Linked DNA regions of Mus musculus: regions 1 and 2 are each linked to region 3. Evidence: chromatin loops called from intact Hi-C (ENCODE). Cell type or tissue: left cerebral cortex. All regions are shown on one strand. Links, peaks and the distances in the headings refer to the core of each region. The heading gives the core; the rest is flanking DNA.

The links. A loop is a pair of places that touch in the nucleus more often than their neighbours do. Peaks named below come from ENCODE experiments on the same cell type or tissue, not always from the same donor. Only the 100,000 strongest peaks of a DNase experiment are listed, where the experiment ranks them.
Region 1: it touches region 3 in a loop (6-fold over the local background); 4 of 42 quality-filtered maps call a loop at or near these places.
Region 2: it touches region 3 in a loop (7-fold over the local background); 3 of 42 quality-filtered maps call a loop at or near these places.

The regions. Positions count from the first base shown.
Region 1 is chr19:14,887,248-14,895,209 of GRCm38, forward strand. No RefSeq gene overlaps it. Among named protein-coding and RNA genes, the nearest start is that of Tle4, 290 kb to the left of the region's middle. In left cerebral cortex, for the core only: no CTCF peak of the experiment used is centred there; DNase peaks (open chromatin) are centred at 3,306, 3,671 and 5,342; H3K4me3 peaks cover 796 bases; H3K27ac peaks cover 282 bases.
Region 2 is chr19:14,666,442-14,674,403 of GRCm38, forward strand. No RefSeq gene overlaps it. Among named protein-coding and RNA genes, the nearest start is that of Tle4, 72 kb to the left of the region's middle. In left cerebral cortex, for the core only: no CTCF peak of the experiment used is centred there; DNase peaks (open chromatin) are centred at 3,976 and 4,506; H3K4me3 peaks cover 188 bases.
Region 3 is chr19:14,592,828-14,600,789 of GRCm38, forward strand. Tle4 (transducin-like enhancer of split 4) reads right to left here and starts at 5,356. Exons shown (of 20, transcript NM_011600.3): 1 at 4,541-5,356; 2 at 3,930-4,027; 3 at 2,763-2,826; 4 at 1,557-1,601. The coding sequence starts at 4,585. In left cerebral cortex, for the core only: no CTCF peak of the experiment used is centred there; DNase peaks (open chromatin) are centred at 2,768, 3,572, 4,102, 4,569 and 1 more place; H3K4me3 peaks cover 3,717 bases; H3K27ac peaks cover 2,754 bases.

The DNA of each region.
Region 1 (7,962 bases), core at 1,583-5,582, 290 kb after region 3:
GTGTTCCATGCATAATGATATTTGTTTAAAAAAAAAGAGTCATAATAATTCACTTAGGATTTTCAGAGTTGAAGGTAATTATAGATATCTAGAAAACAGAATTATGGAAAGGCCTGGAATCTGGAAAAATGTATCCCATCCACTTTGACAGGGCCTAAGATCATGATAGCTCTACCCAGCTGGGAGGAATGATGTGGGAAAGAGAGGGTGTAGAATCTGGGAAAAGAACACAAAGTTCACAAAGATCATTGGTGAGAATGTGGTCGGAAAAGTTAATTTGGCCATAACTATTATAGAATGCCTTTGTTGTTAGACATAAGACTTGGGGTTTGTCTCTGAGCAATGGGAACTGTGCCATTCTTACTGGCACACATATGTAATGTTTATATTTCTACCTTCAGCTGATTCAGTGGAGTTAGGATGCAGGAGCATGTTCTTCCATTTCGGAACTTGAGATGTTGGTAGACATACGTCTCAGGCAGTAGGGATGATGCATATGGATTATAAAAAGGTAATCAGAACTAGAGAGAGAATCCAGTTCGTCACACAGAGGTGACAATTCCAGCTAAAATCTCTAAAGTGGGGGAGGTGGCATGAAGAAGAAAATGAGAAGACCAAACCCGAGACTTTAGACATTGCCTATGCTGTCAGGCAGGAGGAGAGTAACAATACTAATTCACGATTGACATAAGGCCAAATGGGACCATGGAGAGAGCATGTGGCTAAAATCCAGATGGAAAGAGTCTTAGGAGAAGGCCATTGTGCAAAATTATACCATCAAGGATGGATGCTTCTTTTTTTCCTGCACTTAGCATTGTGGAGAAAATCTCGGACATCATTCAGTGCTACCCCCATTTTACAGGTGAAAGAACAGAGGACCACGAGGCCTTCCTTCATCTCACAGAGCTAGCCTGATGAAGAACCAGAAAGAAGGTCCTGGTCTCTTGCCTGATCTTGTCTCTTGACTATTGTTCCTCCTGTTTGTGAAGCTACTGGAATCAATGCAACAATATTGAAAACTACCGAGTCCCCGGGAGAAAAGGCTTAATGATAATGCTGACATAAATTCCAAGATCACCTCCTCTCTCAGTGGCAGCTCAAAGCACTTTACATATATCATTCTTTCTCAAAAGAGCTATTCACTATGACAAGGTAACAAATACTTCTATTATTTCTCCATTACAGAGAAACTGAGTCACTCTGTGGCAACTTGATTCATGCAATAACTTCAGTGTTTTTTGAAGGCAGGTGCAGTTTCCATGCCTTTGACAATGGAGGTTATCTGAGCATCATGTAAATTTCTACCCTTGACAGATTTTAGTTTTTGAATAAATGTATCCCTGCCCTATCTCTGCAATTACTGAGCAACTCATAGAAGCTGTTTTCTTCACTGTGTATGCATAATTGGTGGAGAATCTTCATATTTTTATAGAATGTCAAATACGGAGAACCTAGGGCGTTGTGCGGGGGGGGGGGGGGATAGGGACTCGAGTTAAGCGTTATCATGGAGTTCTTTCCCTTTTATGATCTTCAGGAGTGGGGAAAGGAGTGATTGCAGCATCTTTCCCATAGCCACTTTCTTAGCTGCTCTCCTAGCTGTTTCCATGCAATTCGACGGAATGTTGTCAAAGCAGCAACTAATGGAATGAGTTTTGTCTCCCCCACAGTGATTTGGATTTTGGTTCTGTGTTCACTCATCCATGATAGTGTACGGAACAAAGAGGGAGAAGGCTAAGTAAAGCAAGCAGTGGGGGTGGCGAGGGTGGGATAGAGGAGCTGCTGGCTATTAAATTGGGAAGGTAAATAGACTATGATAGTTGCTGATCCCTAAGGGCCATATCCATTTCTCTTGAGTAAAATTTACATGCATCACTGTGTATAGAGCTCTCAGTGAGTTCAGGTTGGTATGGTAATGTACCACAGGCTGTGTGGCTTGTAACTAGTAGAAATTTCTCACCTCTCTGGAGCCCGCAAGTCTGGGGTGGAGAGCCCGAGAGAGTTCTCTGGGACTCTTTTGTAAGGACGATAATCCCATCCACAAGGGTCCCACCCCATGACCCAATTGTCTTTCACAGACTCCATTTTCTACTACAACCACCTAAGGAGTTAACATTTCAAAATACAAGTTTGGAGGCATAGTGACATTAATACCAACAAGGAGTTTAGAAGAAACTACATCTGCTAACTTCCTATCGCATGTCAGGTATGGGGAATATACCAGGAAGAGTGTAAGAGCATTTTTCTTTCGTAGTTTCCTTCTGAAGGTCTATATAATGTCCTGATTAACTGCTTATCCATGTAGCTACCTTGCAGAAGGCAGAAGGCAGCTTACAAAATGCAAACATGAAGTAAGAAACACATACTGAGCATCAGTTGAGAGGTGGAGGCATGGACACAAAGGCATCCTTGTCTCTCTGTAAGATCTTCTTCCTACCCAACACTGACTGGAAGCCCATAACAAAGGCAGGCCACCCCTTGGTGACTGTATCGATTTCCTTTCTGGCTCACAGGCTATTTCTGCGGTTACACATACCCACAGCATAGCCAAGGCGCTTCTCTATTCCATGCTATTAGGGAGGAGAGAAGGCTGTACCTACCCCAGACTGGTCCCGTCATCCTCTGTCCCATCTTTTGTGTCTGGAGTTCATACTGCCTTTTGTCATTTCTGCCAGTGGAATTTTCAAAAGCAAGAATCCAACTTCCTTTGGCCACTCAGAGAGTGTACAGTATATTTGATGTCTGGGACATCAAACAAATGCTTGTGCTCACAGTGCAGAAATAATCCCAGACAAAAGACAACTGTGGCTATGCAGAGAATACCAAAGAGACAGGGTCAGGAAATTACCAGGCAAGCCAAAGAAGAGGCTGTTCCACAAACTCAGTTCACCAGTGAGAACAGAGGGGAGCTTGCTGCCTACACGCTCAGCTGATAACACCAGGAAAGGCTCGTCAGGCCTGAGTTGGATCCTTCTTCCAGACCCAACTTGGAATAGTCGGGGGAAACCTGCGCGTGGCTAATTAATAGTGAACTCAGCACGTGCACCCCCAAGGAAAAGACTGGTCCGAAAAGACTATGACTAGACCAGCCAAGGCTCTGATGTGAGTCTACGAGGAGAGTCTCCCCTCCCCTTCTTGTGCTGTGGCTTCCCCAGAGGCCAGGGAGCCGACGGGAAGCTGGGGTATTTCAGCACTCTGCTCTCTCTTTCTCACTTGCTCTGATGGTCCACCCCTTTCCATCCCCCTCCTCGAGGCCTAAGAATTAAGGGGTGAATTAATTGGAAAGGTGGGGGGAGGGAAAGTCAGGACCTGGGAACTGCAAATCAAAGGAGCCTGTCTCTCCAGAGGGCTCAGAGGGAACCCTGTTCACAATAGCAGTTCAAGTTCACCTTGTGTGAAGGGAAAGAGGTGTTTTAATGGCACTGTAGGAAGAGGGGAGGAGAGGGAAAGAGGGATAGAAAATCAAAAGAGAGAGAGGGAGAGAGGAGAGAGGCGCAAATCCAAATGTCGATGTGTAGACACAGTGAGGAGAGCCTGCTGGCTGACAGGGTGATTTATTGGATTCTTCCACTTAATCACTGCCGGCCTGTGGCCAAACGGATCTCCAGCAAAGCTGAAAGGCAGCCGAGGGAAACAGGCTCATAAGCATAAAGCCGCATAATGGTGTTCAATGAAGTGTGAGACTTTTAGTTCAGTCTCGCTGAGCCGGCCGCACCGCCGGAATGTCAAAGAGGGATTGTGGGTGGAAAAATTATGGATTTAAACTGCTAGCTGTAAATGAGGTCAATATGTCTGGTTCATAAACAGTCCGAGCCTATTCCAAGAATGCAGTGAGGGGGAAAATTAGCGTGAAGCCAACACTGTAGACAAACCTCATTGAGATATAATTGCAGCTATAAATACAAGCGAAAAGCTTACCGAGTGCAATAAAATACAGACACGCTTTTTTATTTCCGTCTTCTTCCTTCTTTGAATCCATGCATTTGTTAAGGCTGCGCATCTCTAATGCGCCTTTCATCTCCCCCTCCCTCTCCTAGTGACACCCAGTGTTGCAATTAATTGAGTGTTCTTGATTTCTCATTCCATTTTATTCAGGCGAGATTGGAAAAAATCAAAGAGCACATCTAAAGCATTTTCTCCCCCTTTGCCTCTCTATTTGAATCAGGTTGAAATGTGCGTGTGAGGGAGAGGAAAAAAAAAAAAAAAAAGCCGTGCTTATTTTTTTTCATGAAGAAGAAAGATCCAAGGAAAAAGGCTTTTTAAAGTAATACATCTGTGAGGTCATTTGAATCTCAGTTTAATGAAGGGAATCAAAGACATCTATAGAGTCTTATGATGGGGATTCCTGCGGGGGGGGGGGGGCACCTTATCTGGCCTCGTGAGACAGTGACTCAAAATTAATATATATTTTTTCACGTTCTCTTTTTTCTTTTCAAACTCCAGAGAATCTCATTACTTTGTTTTGCACTTGAGCTCAGGGGACAGAGGACAGACATTAGCAAACTTACTTTGCCCGGTTTAAAAGCCGATACAGTAATAAATTGAAGTCTAATAGCTCTGGTCAGGCTGTCTTTCCCCTAAACCAATTGATTTAAATGGCAGTAATTTGGCCAGCGAGGCTAGTCCTGTTTAAATTAAACCCATTAATATAATAGCTCAAGTCCTGAATGAAATCCATCTGCAGGGAAGGCTCCACCGGTCAGTAGTTTCATAACTGTGAGGGGATGTCCTGAAACGCCCACAGTCGAGCAAGCAGGAATTACAGATTACAGGCGAGACCCTGGTGTGTGTGTGTGTGTGTGTGTGTGTGTGTGTGTGTTGCGGGGGGGGGGGGGGAGGGGAGAGATAGAGAGAACACACACATTCAAGTGAGAAACTGCCCTGATGATTCCATGGGAAATGACCTTGGTCATTAACAATGAGAGGTTAATTGTGTTAATAGCAGCAAGCAGAGTTCCTGTGGGGAAAGCCTGAAGCTTCTATCTCCCTCCCATCCCATCTCACAAAGGAGATGCTTTTCCTTTTTAACTGTTCTTATTAAGCATCATAGACCACCCAAAAAAGCATGTTTTCCTTTCAGTGTGGACCACAACCCTTTGCCACTGAAGGTCTGCATGGGTGCAGATTTCATCATTGGATATCAAAATAATGTCTGTACTAAGTACACAGTTGGTTCAGATGTGGGTTCTTTGCAAGTTTATGTTAAGGTGTCCACACCAGAGGGCTTGGTTTGAACATCAGGAATGTAGCCGGAGTTCTCATCTCAGAGTCTGAGTTAGTGTTTAAATCAGAGCAAATTGTCTGCCATCTGTTCAAAAGGGAGCACGCTTCTTAAGCAGACCGGGGAAAGCCTGGCCGGGGGAGCTGTGGAGCCCTGAGGATTTCACCACGCATGCACATTTGACAGATGTCAGTGAAATAACATGGATGTCCACCAAAAAGATGAGACTTTCCGTTAGTACAGTAGGAGGTGGCTCAGGTGTGACCACAAGACTGGGGCTGAGGATCTGGGGTACTGGAGGTAATCATGGCTTTCACCCGTTTCCACACCTTCTGTTTATATGATTGTCTAAGCCTTGTGGCACTCTTGGACACCCTTTCTGAGTTTATTTAATGCCTAAGAAGGAATTAAAAATGGAAATGCTGCTCTGCTCATGACTCTTGTTGGGGTCTATGAGAATACATAGGAATGAGCTTGGTCTCTACAGCGTGGAGCATAGCTAGACAGCAGCAGTTCTAGTCATGTGAGGAATTATATGACTTTATTATATGCATTATGTCATTGTAATTTTGTTCAAAATCTAATTTTGAGAAAAGATTGCATAGTTGCACCCAATGGTTAGTAGATATTTTCCATATTTTGGGCATTGTGATAGGGTATTTTACATAAGCTGTTTAATTTATTTCTCAAGCACTCCTGTGGGTGGAGCATATATTCTTATTTTTTATATCACAAAGGAAGAAACCTAAGTTCTATTTGTAAAAGTTCTAAAGTTCTTTGGGAACATGTCTCCTCTTCCCCCAAGCTGACTCTAGAGTAATTGATTGGTTGATATTCCTTCCTTTCCTCCTTCCTTCCTTCCTTCCTTCCTTCCTTTCTTCCTTCCTTCCTTTCCTCCTTCCTTCCTTCCCTCCTCCTCTCCTCCCTCCCTCCCTCCCTCTCTTCTTTCTTTTTTTTTTAAACTTATTTATTTATTATATGTAAGTACACTGTAGCTGTCTTCAGACACACCAGAAGAGGGCGTCAGATCTCATTACGGATGGTTGTGAGCCACATGGTGTTGCTGGGATTTGAACTCAGGATCTTCAGAAGAGCAGTCAGTGCACTTAACCACTAAGCCATCTCTCCAGGCCCCCCTCCTTTCTTTCCCTCTTTTTTCTTTCTTTCTTTCTTTCTTTCTTTCTTTCTTTCTTTCTTTCTTTCTTTCTTTCTTTCTTTCTTTCTTTCTTTCTTGTATTATTATTGTTTTTGTTGTTGTTGCTGTCACTATTTGTTGTTGTTTTATTTTTTCAGACAGGGTTTCCCTGTGTGTGTCCCTGGCTATCCTGGAACATACTTTCTAGATCAGGTTGGCCTCCATCTCACAGAGATCCACCTGCCTTTGCCTCCTGAGGATTAAAGGCTTGTACCACGACCACCTGTCCATGCCAGATTTCTTTACCTATTTGTGATTAATTTAAACTAGGAGATCTAAATGCTGAAAATATATTGCATTAGTTCATTTTTGATTACTATAATAAAATGTCTTGGGTGGGTTATTTTATAAAGAGAAGAGGTAAGCAAGGTGATGGTGGCATATAAATTTAATCCCGGCACTCGGAAGGCTAAGGCATGAAGATCTCTGAGTTTGAAGACAGCCTGGTCTACTGAATGTATTCCAGGACAGTCAAGGCTACATAAAGAAACCCTATCTTAAAAACTCCAAACCCCAAAATAAATACATACATACATACATACATACATACGTACACATACACAAATACATAAATGGATGGATCCATAGAAAAATCACAATCACAACAGGAAATAAGTTATACGTTGATTCAGAAGTTGAGTATGCTCCAACAATAAATCACCAGTTAGAGCTGATGGATCCAACCAGAATTACTTTATCTCTTTTGAGAGCATGCCCTGATAATCTGTGGATCTCCTGAGGTCCCAACCTCTTAATGATCCTTACCTACAAGTAATTAAACACATTAAATAGAGGTGAATCCTGTTATAACAGATATATGGCATATGAAATTAAGCTAATACAAATATAACATGAACCTCAAAGGGTCAAATATATCTTTGACCCTCAAAGATTCTTCAGTATTTATAATTTCCTTGATTCATTATCAACTTTGAGATAAAAGAAATACTTTTACATTTTCAAAAGAAAGGTGGTGTATAGGAGCCATTCACTTAATAGGGGTTCAATTTCATTTGTGACCAGGGCCACCTATTCACTTTCTGTCCTCAGAGATCAATTCTCTGCAATCTCATTCCTCTTGTCTGAGAGTGCTGTCCACCCTTCTGAATGTAATGTGGCCAGAAGAAAGGGACTGCTTAGGGGGACACTGTAAGGTTGTCACTGAGCCTTCCCATTGGTGAACTGGTATCACCAGCATTCACTCCTGGGAGCACAGAGGAGACTGCAACCCCCAGAACCCTGAGTCTAGCTAGTTCTCAGTGAACTACACAGGGTCCAGGCATCCTAATCAAAGATGAGTTAACACTGGCAGCAAATCAAAGGACCCAAATTCCAGCAAAGTAAACATAGTTTTCATACCATGAACTCCACTCCTAAGTGTACAGCCTGGGGCTCCATGCATTGCTTCTTCTAGTTATTCAAGGAGTCTTAAAACACTTGAAGAAGGAACTGAGCCCAAGTACTTGATTTCACAAGGACAAAAAGTACGGCTGGCAGGGTAACCAATGAGAATGTGGAAATCCTGGGGCGGGGTGGGGGAAGATAGAGG
Region 2 (7,962 bases), core at 1,583-5,582, 73 kb after region 3:
TACACTGCTCCTTTAAGGCAGATCCTGTCAGTGACCATGGCAAGAGCCATGACTTCCATCTTGCTTCTAGAATCCCAGTTCTGTTTGGGTCAACTGATGACTGGTCTGAGTCAACCGGAGATAACTTTGTATTTGTTTGCAATGCAAAAGTGTGGCCACATCATTCCCTCCACCCTCTTAACAATAGGGTTGTCTGAAGGGAGGCTTCTGAGAAAGCATTTGCTTTCTGACAAAAGAAACTTCTGTCTGCCAGGTGAAAATGCTCAGGTGATCCAGTGCTTGGGCCTGTGGCCAAAGTCTTCAGGATATGCATAAATATGAAGGTCCATGTGCTGGGTGTGGAAGGGGCAACTGATGGAAAGAACTCAGGTCTCCAGTGGCATTTACATTGCTAAATGAAACCTGAGGTCTCTACATTCAACTGTCCTGTTACACATATTGTAAATGTCTTTGTAGTCCTTTGAGATGAGATTTCTTGTGATGCAAAGCGCCCCAGTCTAATACATTCTGTTGTTGTTATTGTTGTGTGTATGTGTGTGTGTGTGTGTGTGTGTGTGTGTGTTTTCTCCAGACAGGGTTTCTCTGTGTATCCTTGGTTGTTCTGGAACTCACTCTATAGATCAGGCTGGACTTGATCTCAGAGATTCACCTGCCTCTGCCTCCCCAGTGCTGGGATTAAAGGCGTGCACTACCACCACCTGATTCTAATACAGTTTTGTGATCTTCTTCATAATGAAGTTTAGTAACAAGGTATTTCCTACCAAATAGTATTTACCCAAGTCAGCCATTTTATCACTTCCTTTGTTCTATATCAGAGATCTATAAACTGTGTCCTGTGGGCCAAATCTCATCTGCTTGAGAATGCCCTGCAATTTAAAATTGTCTTTCATATCATCTTTAAATGATTAAAATAAAAACCTCAAGAAAAATAATGTTTTATAAACATGAAAACGATATGAAATTCAAATGTCTGTGTTCACAAATAAGGTTTTATTGGACGCCAGCCATACTCACTTATTTACATATTGCTAAAGGCTGCTTCTAATTGCAGAGTCGAGCATGTGAAATAAAACAAATGGGCCACGAAATCTGTAATATTTACTCTTCTTCTCTTTTATAGCAAATAGTTTCTACTTCTGGTCTGCCACAGGACACTCCATTATAGCCCCTGTGATCTTGACTATATTGTAGGCGTGACATTGTCTCTTTGTTCTTGACCATGGGATTTCTACCACTATAACTCGCTGTTATGATTTGAATGTGAAATACCCTCAAAAAAGATTGGTAGTCAAAATCTGGGCCCCAAGCTTGTGGTGTTATTTAGGGAGGATCTGAAAACATAATAGGTGAGCCCAGACAGTTAGTCACTGGGCTATCTTGTTCCTGGCCCTTTTCTGTCTCCCTTTTCTGTTTCTGTCTGCCAGAGATGAGCAGTTCTCTTCAGCGACATGCTCCTACTGCCATGATATACTAACTAAGCACCTGGGGCCAAGTGATCAGAGACAGAACCCCTGAAACCATGATCTGTAGTAATTCTTTCTGGTTTTCAGTTTTATCTCGCAAGTGTTTGTCACAGCATAAAGAACAGGAACTAATACATTGCCTTCTTTTAACCTCAGAAGCACATTTGCTTACAGTTATGTTGACGTTATGAATCATTCACAAATATTAGTATATTTGACCATTTCAAAAAATTAAGTAAAAAAAAAAAGGGGGTGCAGAGATGATAAAAATGATGGTTTTTATAAAGAAGAAACTGATTCCAGGTTGCAGGTCTTGGAACCAGGGTTTGTTAAGATATTCTAAACCTCACTTAATATTAGAGTGACTTCAGGTAAGTCGCTTAGGTTTTTGAGTCACAAATTGCTACCTAGTTCTGTCAGCTGTGATCCTTCTCCTTCTTGTTTTCCATATTGATAAAGATTGAACCCGGACTCTTGCCTACAGGACTGCAGAGCTGCAATGGTTTTAGTTCCTAATGCACTCTGTGTTAATCTATTATGTGGATGGCTTAAGTCCCCAGAAGGAGCTGAGGCTAGATGGCGAGTGACGGCGATAATCCCTATCTGTGTGCGAATTCATCATTGGTGCTGAGAAATAGACCTGTTTAATAAGGAAGCAGGAAATGTCTTGAAATGTCCAACCTTTAGACTCTAAGTAGTCAAGAAATCAGGAAAGTTCTTCAAAAATAATGTCTTACAAAGAGAGAGGAAGTGATAAAGAGAAGAAAAGGGGGAAGGGCAAATACGCAGAGAGAGGTTGCGGTGGGGGGGGGGGGGAGGGAGAAGAACCACATGTGCATCTGATGAGTCACCAATGGTCTCTGGTTAGTGGCTTTCAAGAAACTGTATGCCAAGCCCTTCAAGGTTTCTTCCATTCCTCTCTATGTAATTATTTTAGTTAAAATACAGTAATGTTTTTGAAAGTGGAGCTGACTCTTTCACTGACCTGCTTGGTCTACCCCTTCCCCCTAGCTCTGCCTTCCCCCAACTCCCAGCCTCTAGCTCGCCACTAAATCCCATAGCATATTGTGAGATTGCATATTTCAGTCACCTGTACTGAGTAATGAGTGTCTGGAAGGTTTGCACAAGGTTATTAAAAGTTTCTTAATCTGCCACCAACTTCTCTTTTAATATTGTTTGTGGATTTCCTGAAGCACAGGAATAAATTCCCTTGACCCTCTTCCTCATTAACTTGGAAAGTATGGCAGAAAATCAAAAGTATGAGGCTGTTAGGGTATTTGGTGCCTTTTAATAACCTATTGACTATAGCATGGAGGAGATAAGGCTATCACCACTGTTGATCAAAAAGACCAAAGGAAGCAACTCTTGCTACAGACACCTCATTATGCAAATAGTGCCTTTAAAGCCATGGCCTTTCAATTCATTGTCATCATAGTATCAGTTAATTAGGGACATTTTAATAAAAAAAAATAAGATAGAGAAAATGACAGCTTTAAAATGTTTTCCTAAGGAGGACTCTGTGCTGGTCCTTTTTAAGGGGGTGTTAAAGACTCAAGGTAATGAAATTCTCCCTTCTCTAACTCTTTCCTGTGAAGAAAAGAGAAAAAAACAAAAACAAAAACAAAAACAAAAACAAAAAAAAAACCAAAACCAAACCCAACCCAACCCAAACCAAACCAAACCAAACCAAACCAAACCAAACCAAACCAAACCAAAACAACAACAACAACAACAACAACAACAACAACAACAAAACCATTAGACCAGAGCAGGGCTGGTCTTTGCACCCTAACCTGTGTTAATCTGTGAATAGCTGAATGGGTATTTGAGTCCATTTTCCTCATTTGGAAGTTGAAAATAACACTACAAATAAAAATCACATCTAGAGCAGGGCGTGGTGGTGCACGCCTTTAATCCCAGCATTTGGGAGGCAGAGGCAGGTGGATTTCTGAGTTCGAGGCCAGCCTGGTCTACAAAGTAAGTTCCAGGACAGCCAGGACTATACAGAGAAACCCTGTCTCAAAAAAAAAAAAAAAAAAAAAAAAAAAATCACATCTATTTATTTTCCTTTAAAACCTACATTAAACAAGACAGGGCTTTAACCACCACTTTATGTGTAAGGGAAAAATCAGAGTTTATCTATTGTACCCAATGATACATGACCATACAGTGCTAGATTTTAGACAGATTCTCCCAGATTTGTAACCCAGACCCAGGCAAGGACATAGTGAAGACACTCAAGATGTCCTGTACATATGGAGAATGCCAACCTGTTGACCCATTTCAGAAGCACCCTCACCAGGATTTGGCCTGACATGTGAAAAGAGAGGGTGGTTTCAAAATAATGTCCTAAACATCCTTCTTTGAGGGCGTGAGGGAACGAGAGCCTTTGTGTTCCTTTAAATGTGCGAGTAATAAAGAATAAACAGAACAAGCCCTTGTGGTTTGTTTAGTTTTGAAATCATTCCAGTACAATTTGCAATAAAAACGGCTTTCATTTTTAAGTGATCAAAGCAGTGCACGATCCAGTCAGGTCAGCCACTGCACCAAGCTGGAGCCGTACAAACACGCAAGAGTGGCCCAGCACACCCGAGATGCTCCAAAGATCCCACGGCAGTTAAAAAAAATAAACACGTACAGAGACCATGGGCTGGAAGATGACTACCAGGCAAGCAAGCAGAATCTAAAAGTCTGCTGTCATTTACGGCTCTAGTTTTGATTATAATTAGGAAGAACAGTTTGAAATGTATTGCTTTCTCTCCCCTTCTCTCCTCTGGAATCTGCTCCCCCCCCCCCCCGCCCCGCCCTCCCCTAGAGGGCAGTTTGCTGCTGAGGAACCTAATTTTCTTTTAGTCATGGAGGCCTATTGTGGCCCTCTGAGGAAAGTCCTGCATATTCACAAAGCTTTCTGGCTTCTCTTGAGTCCATTTAGGTGTCAGCAGGGCAACTGGACTCAGCCAAAAGGTTAAACAGACCACCAAGAGCTCAGCTTTAAGCACTTTCTTTCTTAGTCACTCCAAACCCAATGGTTGCTGCCCCAGAGCAGGGATAATGGCCACAGTGTGCATGTCTGCCAAGTGCAAACACACAGTCCTACAAAGAAGAAAAGGAGAATGACCTTCTGTAAAACACAGAATTTTTAATCAGCCTTTCAGCCAGTTGCATTTGTGTGTTATGTACCCCTTTGCAAAACATTTCCATTCATTCCCACTCGGTAACCACGGAAGGTTGGGATCTAACAGGCAATTGTTTGAAGCAGATGGACGGGAAGGGCTATTTTAATGCACATAGCAGGAACCCCGATAATCACTGCTATCACCCACTTCCCTTCCTCTCCTCTTTGCAGTAGTAAAACAGACCTGGAGACAGCAGGCTGGTCGTTTGAAGTCATTGCACTCACATCTTTTAGTGGGTACCAACTCTGGGATATTTTCATCTGCAAATTTTTGAATCTTAAAATGATTCCCTGCCAATGCCGTCAAGGGGTTTCTTTATGGATGGATGTCCTTGGAAAGATAAGTAATAGGGCCTAGCCTTGATTTTCACCGTTTGACTGCTAAGGAAACTTGCTACAATGAGACTTACTTCTGTCTGAGTGCTCTTGTGAAGGGAGAGAGGGTGGTGAAGACCATAGAGTCTGGAGTCCCATCTGATTCTCTGTACTGCCACTTCCTGTTAGATTCATGACCCTTGGTATCTTGCTAAGGAAGCCCCGCTATGTCTCAGATTTCTCCTCTATAAAATAGAAAAATGAAGTCTACATTATAGGTGAAGGCTCAACTGAGGTAATTCAGAAGACAATTATCATAACACTATCTCCCTCTGGATCTGCAGGGCCTGATTTTGTGGGACTCAACCAATCTTGAATCAACAATGGCAAGAATTTGCTGTAAGACCTATTACAAGCTGTTCTTCATATCATCATTCTTTAAATACTGTATCATAGCAAAGACTGGCGTAATATCCCATTTGGTACTAGAAGTAATCTAGAGATAATCCAAAGCATGGGGAGATATACAAAAATATATGGAAAAGGTATACTATCTTGTAAACAGGGACTTGGGCATCCTTAGATTTTGGTATGTATGGGAGACATGGAGTCACATCCAATGTATTATTGTCTAAATGGAAAAATCAGCCAAGTACTAATGAAAGGTAGGATCTAGTGACAAAATTCTGTTGTTATTTTTAGTCATTACTAAGGAATCAGACTCAGTTATGGTGAGCCTTTCCAAGGATTTGGCCAGGTAAGCGTGGAAATCATGTTTTCACACGATGATGGTTCACTTATAATCTCATTCGTAACATCACTTCACCATGACATTTTATCCATGACAAACAGGAAATGCTTTCAAATGCAAACAGAGAAGCTGAACAAATGAGACCAAAAGTGTATAATTTGGGAAGGAAGGTGAGGGGTGTGTTAAGTACCCAGGATTAGAAGAGATTATTTTATTTAGGGTTAGATTGACGTGACAAGTCCAGGGTTGATGTCTTTGTTTACTTAGGGCATTTTTTTTCTTGCAAAGCATGGCAGCGGTGACATTTATTGGCTCACGTAACTAAGAAATCTAAAAACTGGGCATGATCAAATGATTCCATTAGGATCTGTTTGTCCTTTATGCCTCTCAGTGTTCAGAACTGTAAATAGTGATTGTGTGTGTGTGTGTGTGTGTGTGTGTGTGTGTGTGTGCTTGTGCAGACAGCAGAGGGGGCATCAGGTGACCCGCTTTATAGCACTTCACCTTTCCCCTTGACACAGGGTCTCCCACTGAACCAGGGGCTCGCCATTTCAGCTAGACTGGCTGGTTGGCCAGTGAGCCCCTGTTCCTATTTCCACTCCCAGCCCAGTACGGGGATTGCCCGTACACGTAGCCATACCCAGATTTTGTGGGAGTGATAGGGGATCTAAACTCAGTTCCTCATGCTTGGATGGCAATTACTTTTACCCACGAAGCTATCTCTGCAGCTCAGTATATTGGCTTCTCTTTTGTGAATCATGTTTCTTTCAGCTCAGGCTAATTATCTCATAGCCTCAAGTCAGTAGGAATAAAAAAAAAAATGCCTCTTTCTAGTTTGTTCCATCAGACCCCCCACTATTGAGCTGCCCATATGCTTGTGTTTTATGCTGAGCCATGTGGATGCCTAGAGGAGTTGAGGATGGCATGGGCAGGGCCTCTGCTTCATTCCTGGCTTTATAGCCGGGTACGTAATTGGGCCACCTGGACAAAGAATATAAGAAAAGTGGTTTTATGGGAGCAAATGTAGGTTCTGTTGTGAAAAAATGACACATGTCTACTCTTGCCTTCAAATTGGAAATAGATGTACCAGGTACATCCTACATGGGCACCACGAGTATATTTTGTTCCCATTCAGGAACATTCTTCCATTTTTAAATAAACCAGTCCTCTCGGTCTCTGCCTCTAAGGGTGTTAGTGTTTCCAACTGCCCTACCTCCAGCACTCATTGCTGTGACCGTTTATTTTCAACTGGTCAACTGCAGAGCTAGTGTGAAAATGGACATAGCTATAGCTAGGTAGGTAGTCAGTAAACCAGCTGGCCAGGAAGCATTCCTATCTCATGTCTTCATTACACATAATCTTGCAGCTTGAAGGAACAGAAAAAAAGTAACCCATTTTCTAACTATGCTTAAATGCACTGAGAGGGGAGTAGAGAGAAGGAGAAAGGCAGGGGGAGGGGGAGGAGGAAGAAAGAGATTAAAAAGAGCGTGTTTTTTTTCTCCCCCACTTAATCAATATGGCTTAAGGAGTATAAGCATGTGGGTTTCCTGCCACTCTTCTGAACTGGAGATACACCCTTAGACTGCGGGTCCTCCTTGTGGACGACAGGTTCTGCCCCACCAAGCATAATCTGTGAAATAGAGCAACAAGTGGGGATGGAGTCTGTGGACAGGAAAGTTTAAAAGAGATAAGAAAGGACAAGAGACTGGCTTAATACTTCAGCTATTCTTGAGTTTAAGTATTATTCTAATTCTCCCCGAGTTAGGTTTTCCCATACTTTGCCCTATTAAGATCTAAGGTCAGGTGAGTCTTTGTTCTCAGGGATGCTGCACACTGTCAGGTGCTGAGAAACACAAGTGCCTTCTGCACACTAGATGAGATATCTCTCTCCACTGCCCAGGTGGGCGGTGTCTTTATATCCTGCCGAGTGAATGCTGGGAGAAGCCTGAGGGTGCTCTTTCCTTTGGATTTTCTGTGTAGAAGAACACAGACAGAAGTAACATATAGTTAGTTGTCATGGAATGAGTCAAACAACACAAACAAATCCATTTTATTTTATTTTATTTTTTTGTAAAACATTCCTTTGCCTCTAAAGCCAACTGGTAGTACGGGAGTAAAGAAATTCAAGAAGATGCACAGGAAATACTTACATGCTGTCACTTATAGTCAAGGCTAATGGAAGGAAAGATGGGATGGAGAGAAAAGGAAGGGAGAGGGTTGGGACAATGGAGAGGAGTGTATGGAAGGAACAGGAAGAG
Region 3 (7,962 bases), core at 2,267-6,266:
CTTTAGAGAAACTAGTTCTGGGAAGGTACATAAACACAAACAAACAAACAAAAGTATTTACAAGATCCAGACTGTAATCAGGTAACAATATTCCTGGGAGGTAGAGCTAAAGGGAGTCCACTCCTAAGCTGAATACATTTTGCTTAAGCAGTATATGTATGACTAACCTAAACAGAAATGGCAAAGATACTAAAATATAAATGTAAGTATGTGCCATTCAAACTCCAACATGTATGTATTATCATATACCGTATATAATATGCTAACATCAGCACAACCAAATAGCATACAGAGTAAAACAGAACTTGAGATAAAGTCACCAATGTAAATACTGTTGTAATTTTCCCAACTTTATTTTTTCAAATACTATCTGGTTGCTTTTATTGTTCAAGAGATGTCTTTTAATGAACTACTAATGTGGGTGCATTCTGACCATGTAGAAAATAACTAAGTTAAAAGAATCCTTACAGCCTGATGACCTAGTCATCTCACACTTCTTAATCTTAGAAGGTACATACATTACCCTGACCACAAATAAATAAGACATGGAAAACAGAAAATTGTCCATCGCTTCTTTCTCAGCAGGCAAATATACATGTTATCTGTTCTGAAATGGGTGATGAGACCCGAAGTCCTTCATGAGGAGATGACTTCAAAGAAATGCTTCCTAAAGGAATTATTGCTAAATAGCATTTTACATGTGTGTGTGTGTGTGTGTGTGTGTGTGTGTGTGTACATATACATTCATACATGCATACATACATACATACATATGGCTATCTTTTCCATTTAGGGAACTTAAACCAAATCATTTTTTTTGGTCTCTAGCCAAAACAAAAAACAAAAAACAAAAAAAAAAAAAAAAAAACACAAAAACAAAAACAAAACCCTGTAGCAGCTATAGTAGTCACATATACCTATACCAATGCGCTCTCCCCCAACCCCAAAGTAATTGCTAGATCTCAAGACCCAGGGCTTAACATTAATCACATCCTCCTATCAGGTTCATTTACTCTGCACAAATTTTGGAAGTCGAAGCCAGAGTTCCTGGTAAGATCTACTAAGTAGGCTCCAGGGACTAGTGCACAGATTTTTACATCAATTTCTTTTATAGCTCTGCAGATTTCATCTGATCCTCCCAGCTCACTCCTCTGTTCTTTCACAGGAAAGGTTTCACACAATTTACAATTTTATTCATTAATACTTTCCAAGGAAAGTTCTTTCATAAGAGAATTTTGATGCCTGAAATATATAAGGTAACTCTTTACAAAAAGACAATACACATTCTACATTCTGCATGCTGTTTTTGAAAGTGCAGAAAAGTTTAATACGCATTCTGAGTTAATAATTTTAAATTTCCAAAAGTTAGGATAATATGGAACAAGAGGAACCACACACAAAAGACTTGCCTTCTTACTCACCCCCAAGTCTTTTAAGATATAGGTAGACATCTCAAATGTACAAAAGAAAAAAAAAAAATCACAAAATATACAATTTTCTTTTCAAAGTACATGAGTATGACTGTCACATAAAATGATTATAAAGAAATAACTTACCTGCTTGTGCATTTCTATGTTCAACCCATAGGACATTTCATAATACTGTCAAAGAAGGAGAAGCAATTAAACCTGTATCCTTCAAATCATCTCGCCAGTAAACTCAAATTGCCCGAATGCATGGAAAACAAGGCAACTAGCACAAAGACCTCACCTTAACCAAAATACCCCAGTCAATAAATAAAAAGGATGCCCAACTGCTGCTCTCTTTAAAACACTAGAGGCCATGTTAAGACACACCCAAGAGAAAAACTCTCAAAACTAATAAAAATGTTAAAACGCAGCATTCTTAACTTGTACAACTGTCTTTCTACATCATAAGCAAATGAACTGAAAAAGTCATGAAAATTTGGTTCCACGTGACTCCTAATTCCTAAGCACAGCAGAAGCATCTCATACAAATGCTGAGGTTTTGAAAGAACTGTTGGAAAAAGGTGATGTTTCCTCAGAGTTCGGTTTCTTGCTTAGAGTGGACTACTCACTCTTACATGCAAAGCAGAGGAACTGGGTAGGAAATTAATGCACCAGCCTGCAAGCTCTTTCAACCCCAAACATACTTCTGAATCATAAAAATGCTTCATTATACTTCTGTAAACATAGATTTGATTTGTCTGAATGGGCGTGTAACTACAGTACAGAAAATCTGGCAGCTCAAATCAGCGCTCCTAAGAACCAAAATAACACTATAGAAATTGAAGGCATGCACAGAAAAATATAAACAGATTAACATGAGGAGTGGGAAATTTTCTGAGAAGGGGTCTGGTGTCATTTCCTATCCGAATCATTAATTAAAAGGCATACAGTGCATGCAATGTTAAGAGTGTATAGGAAAGCTGTCTGGTTACAACTGGAGCAAAAGCAATAAAACAACAAAGAAAACCACTAACAAAAACATTTTGCTTCTGACTAAACAAAAAAAATAAATGAGTTCTTTTTTCCACTTTTGTAAAAATCTGTAAAAACAAAGCACAGAAAATTATACCCCACGCAACTGAACTTTTTGAAAATTTAAATCAAAGCTGGTTGTCGAAGCCAAGCTGTAACCACCTAGAATTACAGGTTGCTAATGGACACATACCCACAGCCTCAACAACACTGGCAGGGCCACTGTGATGGATCCTGCAGCCTCCAGCGATTTAAAACGTATTCTTGCTTTCAGTCTCCCAAGCTAATGAGCACTTTGAATCTGTGACACAGTTTTCTTACCATGACATAATGCCGCTGCATCTCTGTCTTCTCGCTGGCGAGCTTCTCACATTCCAGCTTCAGACTATTCAAGACATAAAATCAACTAAGTACAGTGTAGAACTTAACGCGTATCCTTCCAACTCCAAATCCACGTCGTTTCCTCTAAATCATCACCTCCTATTGTCAAATCAATGGTATCAAACAGCACTTTACTAGTGAAAGGGAGGAGAGAGGAAGGAGTGACAAGAACCAGCCAGGACTTGCCTCTTTGATAAGGTTAAACTGTGGGGGTTGGGAAAGAGGGGTTTATGTCTTAAAGAAATAAACCCTCTACCCAATTGAATTCTGAGACTTCACCCAGAATTGACTATTCTTCACTAAATTCACTTACTAAAACAAGGAAATAAACATCGCTAATAATTATATATATATATATATATAAGCAAAGTTAGGTCCATGAAAATGCCACAGGGAAGGTTCTATCATTAATATTCTATGAGGTTAATGAAAATCAGAATCAACACGGTCTCCTGACAAATTGTTTTTCCCCCTCCAAAAAATACAGACAAGTTGAATAGCATGTGGGGGTGGGAGGTGTTGATCTGGTCCAGCAGCTTGTTTGGGCTCTTGCAATAAGAATTCTGCATCATTAAGGACCCGGTGAAACAAACATGTTTCAAAAGCACTCCAAGTCTAAGAGCGTTGAACACAAAAGCATTGGGGGGGGGGGGTGTCCTGTTTTTATTATTATTATTTGTTTTTTTTTTAATAAAAGTAATGAAATGGCTCACTGCTTAACTCCCTGGCTCTTAAATTATGCCATGATGGTAGAAGGAAGAAATGCAGCCCAGAGTAATAAAGAAGCAAGAAGTCAAAGGGCCCCAGAATCTTCCCAACCTTCCAGCCTCCTGACCCAATAAATCAATATCGAAAGTTTGGCCTCAGCGTTTTCCAAGTCTCCCCAGTTTCGATTGTTCTGCTTCCTTTTCTGTTTACCGGAGAAGAAAATGCTTAATTTCTTTACACCTGCCTAAAGGAAAAAGAGGCCCTGACTTGCCTTTTCTGCCCACAGGGGGGAAATGGTAATACCTTTGTGGGGGGGTGGGGGAGGAGGGGGGTAGTGTTGGAAGGGGGTAAGACAAGAGCTAAGCAAACAGAAGGATCAGCTAAAGTCAATATCGTTACCTGTGGTATTGAGCCTGTAAAAACTGAAACTCTTCCTTAATCCGATCACAGGATTCTGAAATTGTAAATTTGAAGGGTTGAGCAGGCTGATGCGGTGCCTAAAGAACAACAATAAAATATTTAATTAGCCCACATCGCAGGTGGGGGGTGGACAGCCCGCGGTCCGAGACGTGGGGGGGTTGGTCGCGCCGCTCCCGCCTCTCGCTCGCCTGCTGGGGTCCCGGTGCCTCCGGGCGGCCTCCCTCGGCTCAGCTTCTCAGCCTGGCTTCCGCCTCCCCCCGTCACCCCCCAAACCCCCGAGCCCCCGGCCCGGCTCTCCCATCCCTCCCTACCCGGAATCGAAAGTGGCCCGTCGGAGGCAGCCGCGCCATGGCGTCGAGCGGCCGTCAGCTAGCAGAGCGAGTCCGGCCTGTGGCCGCCGGCGCCCTCCACCCCGCAGACTCGCGCCGCCCGGCTCGCCCCCCTCGGGAGAGCCGCGCGGGCGGAGAGCGGCGGCGCGCTGCTTCCCGGGGCTTCAGAGACAACAATAAGAAAATGGCTACAAGTCGGTCGCCTCCCGCACCCTCGGAGCGGCCGGCCGCGGACAGGGCTGCGGGCGCGGCGCCACTCACCGGGTGGCGCGTCTGCGGGTACATCTTGCTCAGGTCGCGAATCATCCACGCCGCTTTAGTTGGCTGCGCCAGGCAGAGGCGCGCGGCTCATCCGCTTCGAGGGCCCCGCGGCGGCGTCCCGGGCCTGCGGGTCTCGCGTGACGCGGGCGGCAGGCAGGCGCGGCGGCTGGGCGCGGGCGGCCGGCTCCGCATTCCCCGCGGGCGTCACTGAGGGCGGCGGGCACCGTCCGTCCTGCGCCCGCCGAGCCCCGCGCCCGCCGAGCGCCGCCCGCCTGCTCGCGCCCCACTCCAAACTTTTTTTATTTGTCTTTTAATTGGCTGCTATTCCTCGGAATGAATGGTCGCTTCTTCCCTGAGAGCGAGCGCAAACTCCTTTGGTTCGGAAGAGGTCTCGCGGCGCTTGGGGGTTCTCTGGAGATTTTTTTTCACTTCACAGCAACGATCTTTTAAAAGGCACCTTTTAGCTTCTTTTACCACATTTCATTTCCTTTTCTTCCTTCCTGTTTTTTTAGCCCCAAATTGAAGGGGATTATAAAAATAAAAGAGCGAAACGCTTGCGGCTTTTTAAAATTCTCTTTCAAACTCTGCGAACACCACCTCAAAATAATACACGAGTGTGTAAGAGGGGGAAGAAGGCAGCCAACAGCCGAACGCCCGCTCGGAACAGCTCTAACAACGCGCTCTGTGTAGGTGACTTCTTTGACCAAATTTAGCAGCAGCTAATCATTAACATTCTGATACATATTCACGACCATCCGCGGAGGGCCCAAGGAGCATCCCGGGAGATGTAGTCCTCGCGCGGCTACTGTGGCCAAGGATGCCTCCAGATTGACTACAGTCTCCGGCTAGCCCCGCGCGCTCTCCGCGGCGCTCTCCAGGAGCCCCGCCCTCCCGCGGCGCGAGGGCGCCGCATCAACCAATCGGAGATGGCTGAACATTAATCGCGGTTCTGTGTTACTGCCCATCATTTCACCGCTGACAAATGGCAAGCCAGGAGGGCGGGGCCGGGCAGGCTAGGCCCACGTGGGGACAGGGCGTGGCGTGGAGCTCCGACCAATAACTGCAAAGAATTGGTGCTGGCGGAGGCGGGGCGCAGCGGCCCGCCCGGGGCGGAGCCTCGCCCTGGCCGCTGTTCCCTAGTGCGAGCGTTCGAACCGCGGAAACATTTGTTCAGCTGTCAATCAAAGTAACGTGGGGTGGCGAGCCGCGGCGGCTGCTGTCGCTGCTGCACTGGCTGCATCTTTAGAAGCAGGTTTCGGCGGCGATGGCGGTGAGACTGCAGGCCGGTCCGAAGACGCCCTCCGAGGCTCATCTCCCGTTCGACGCGGAGCCCAGGCCTGGCGACCGCGCGGGGGTGCGCACTAATTAGGGCCCGATGTCTCCGTAAAGAGACAAGCTCGGCCTTGTGCAACGCGCCGAAACCCCTGTTGAGACAAGAGAGGGAGGATCGCGCTGATCCCACTCCGTGCGGTTCACATCCATTTTACGCGCTGCTGGAGCCGGCATAATTTTCCGCGTGAGCGCGGACGCCGTCGGCCCGGTTTAGAGCCGCAGCCGGGAGGCGTGCACTGGGCCGGTCCCAGAGCTTCCCGGCCGGCAGACTCTTGACATTCCCTTTCTTTAGAGGCACCAGTCAACTTACTCCGGGGTTGAAAGAGGGTCCGAGTGTGGACCGTCGGGCCTTGGGCTTGTGATGGCCTACGGAAGAGGGTCAGAACCCGGGAGTGGCAGCCCGCCCGAGGCAGTTTTGAGACTTGGCGGGTGTTGGGAGCCTTAAGGCTGAGCTAAGGAACCTCTGACCCCTGGGCAATCAAAAGAATTCGGAAAAAGTCAAGCAGGATTGTAGCCAAGGCTGCTGTGTTTGGGACATTCATTTCTGAGTCCCACCTTAACTCGAAGTGCAGGCTAATACGGTGCTGTTGGTTCAACAAATGTGGGAAAAACGTTTTTCCTAATGATAGCGCTTTCCACGACAGAGGAACCGGTAGCTTAATGCCCAATTCAAGGCGTTCTGTGGGCCTCACTAGTACTGGCCACTGAGGACACCGAGGCAAAGAAAGACTGCAGTAGTCTTGCTAAAAATCCAGAACTGAGGCTCATACAATGCCTCCGTTCTGTAAATTTAATTTCCAAAATAAGAGGATGGAGGACTTGCCTCTGTCTCATACCCAATTATTAAAATGCGGCCAATCCAGAATAAAGGGGATTCACATAAAGAGGATTTTGAACACGTGAGGGTTTTTTTTTTTAAGCTCAACAATAATTGCATATTAGGACTGCATTTTTAAAGCTATCAGTTAAGCAAAATGGCTTTATTTTGCCTGTTTGAAAAAAACTTGCTTCTTAGAAATTTTGAAAAATTTTATACATTTATTTAGTGTGGGGGGGGCGGGGGGATTTGAGTCTGTGCGTGTGTGTGTGTTTGTGTGTTCACAAGCCCTGGAGATCAAGTGACAAGTGCATGTACCTGTTGAGCTATCTTGCTGGCTCCAAGTTATTTCCTGAAGCTCGCAGATGTACAGCAGTGTTCTGAATCGTTCTCAGAAGGCTTGAGTGATAACCGTGTCTGCACTAGGACATTGAGTCTCAGAACAAGAACAGCGCCGTTTTTCTGAGGTTGCTTATTTGCTTTCCCTGGAACTTTTTTTGTGTCTCTGTGGGAAGGAAGTTCCATGTTCTTTCACTATTTCAGGCAAAATGGCAGTAGGTTCCATGGGAACTGGGCCTTGGTTAATCAGGGCTATGCTCCAGTGCCATGGATGGGGCCTGGCATGTACCTGGTGCTCGCTCAGTAAATGCTTGTTGATGGCTTTGGCAAATCCAAGCCTTGTGTTCTCAGTATAGAACGCTGCTGTGTCATTAGGATCCATGCAGTCATTTCCCGGGACAGGAAACAAGAAGTTTAGTGCTCGAGCCTGAGGGCTATTGAAAGGGTCAGGGTGGAAATATCAGTTTAGAGGAAAAGACCTTTCTCTTAACCTCTCTCACCAGCTTTATATCAAGAGAAAGTAGCTGGAGAAAACAGGGCGTTTCTGACTTTTTTAAATGTAATTTTAAACTTCAGCCTGTGTATATGTGTCACATTTTAACCTTGTGACAGAGCTACATAATTTGTTACATGTATCTGAAAGATGTCAGATGGGCCAACATACTCAGCCCTGCTCCAAAGCACTAAATGTTGATCTTGTCCTACTCTGCCCCACCCTTGCTTCTCAACACTTAACTGCTGAGCCAATCTGGAAAATGGGTTAGGGGCTTATTCTGTTCCACCACAAACTGGGTGACTCCAGAGTTTTCGTATGAGATGACTTTGGTGGCACTAATGGTTTATAAAAAGCCAGGCCTAGCCGGGTTCAGTCTCAAAAGTGACAGATGCCTTCCCAAGGACACCTTTTTCTAAGATCAAAGGTTATAAATCACTA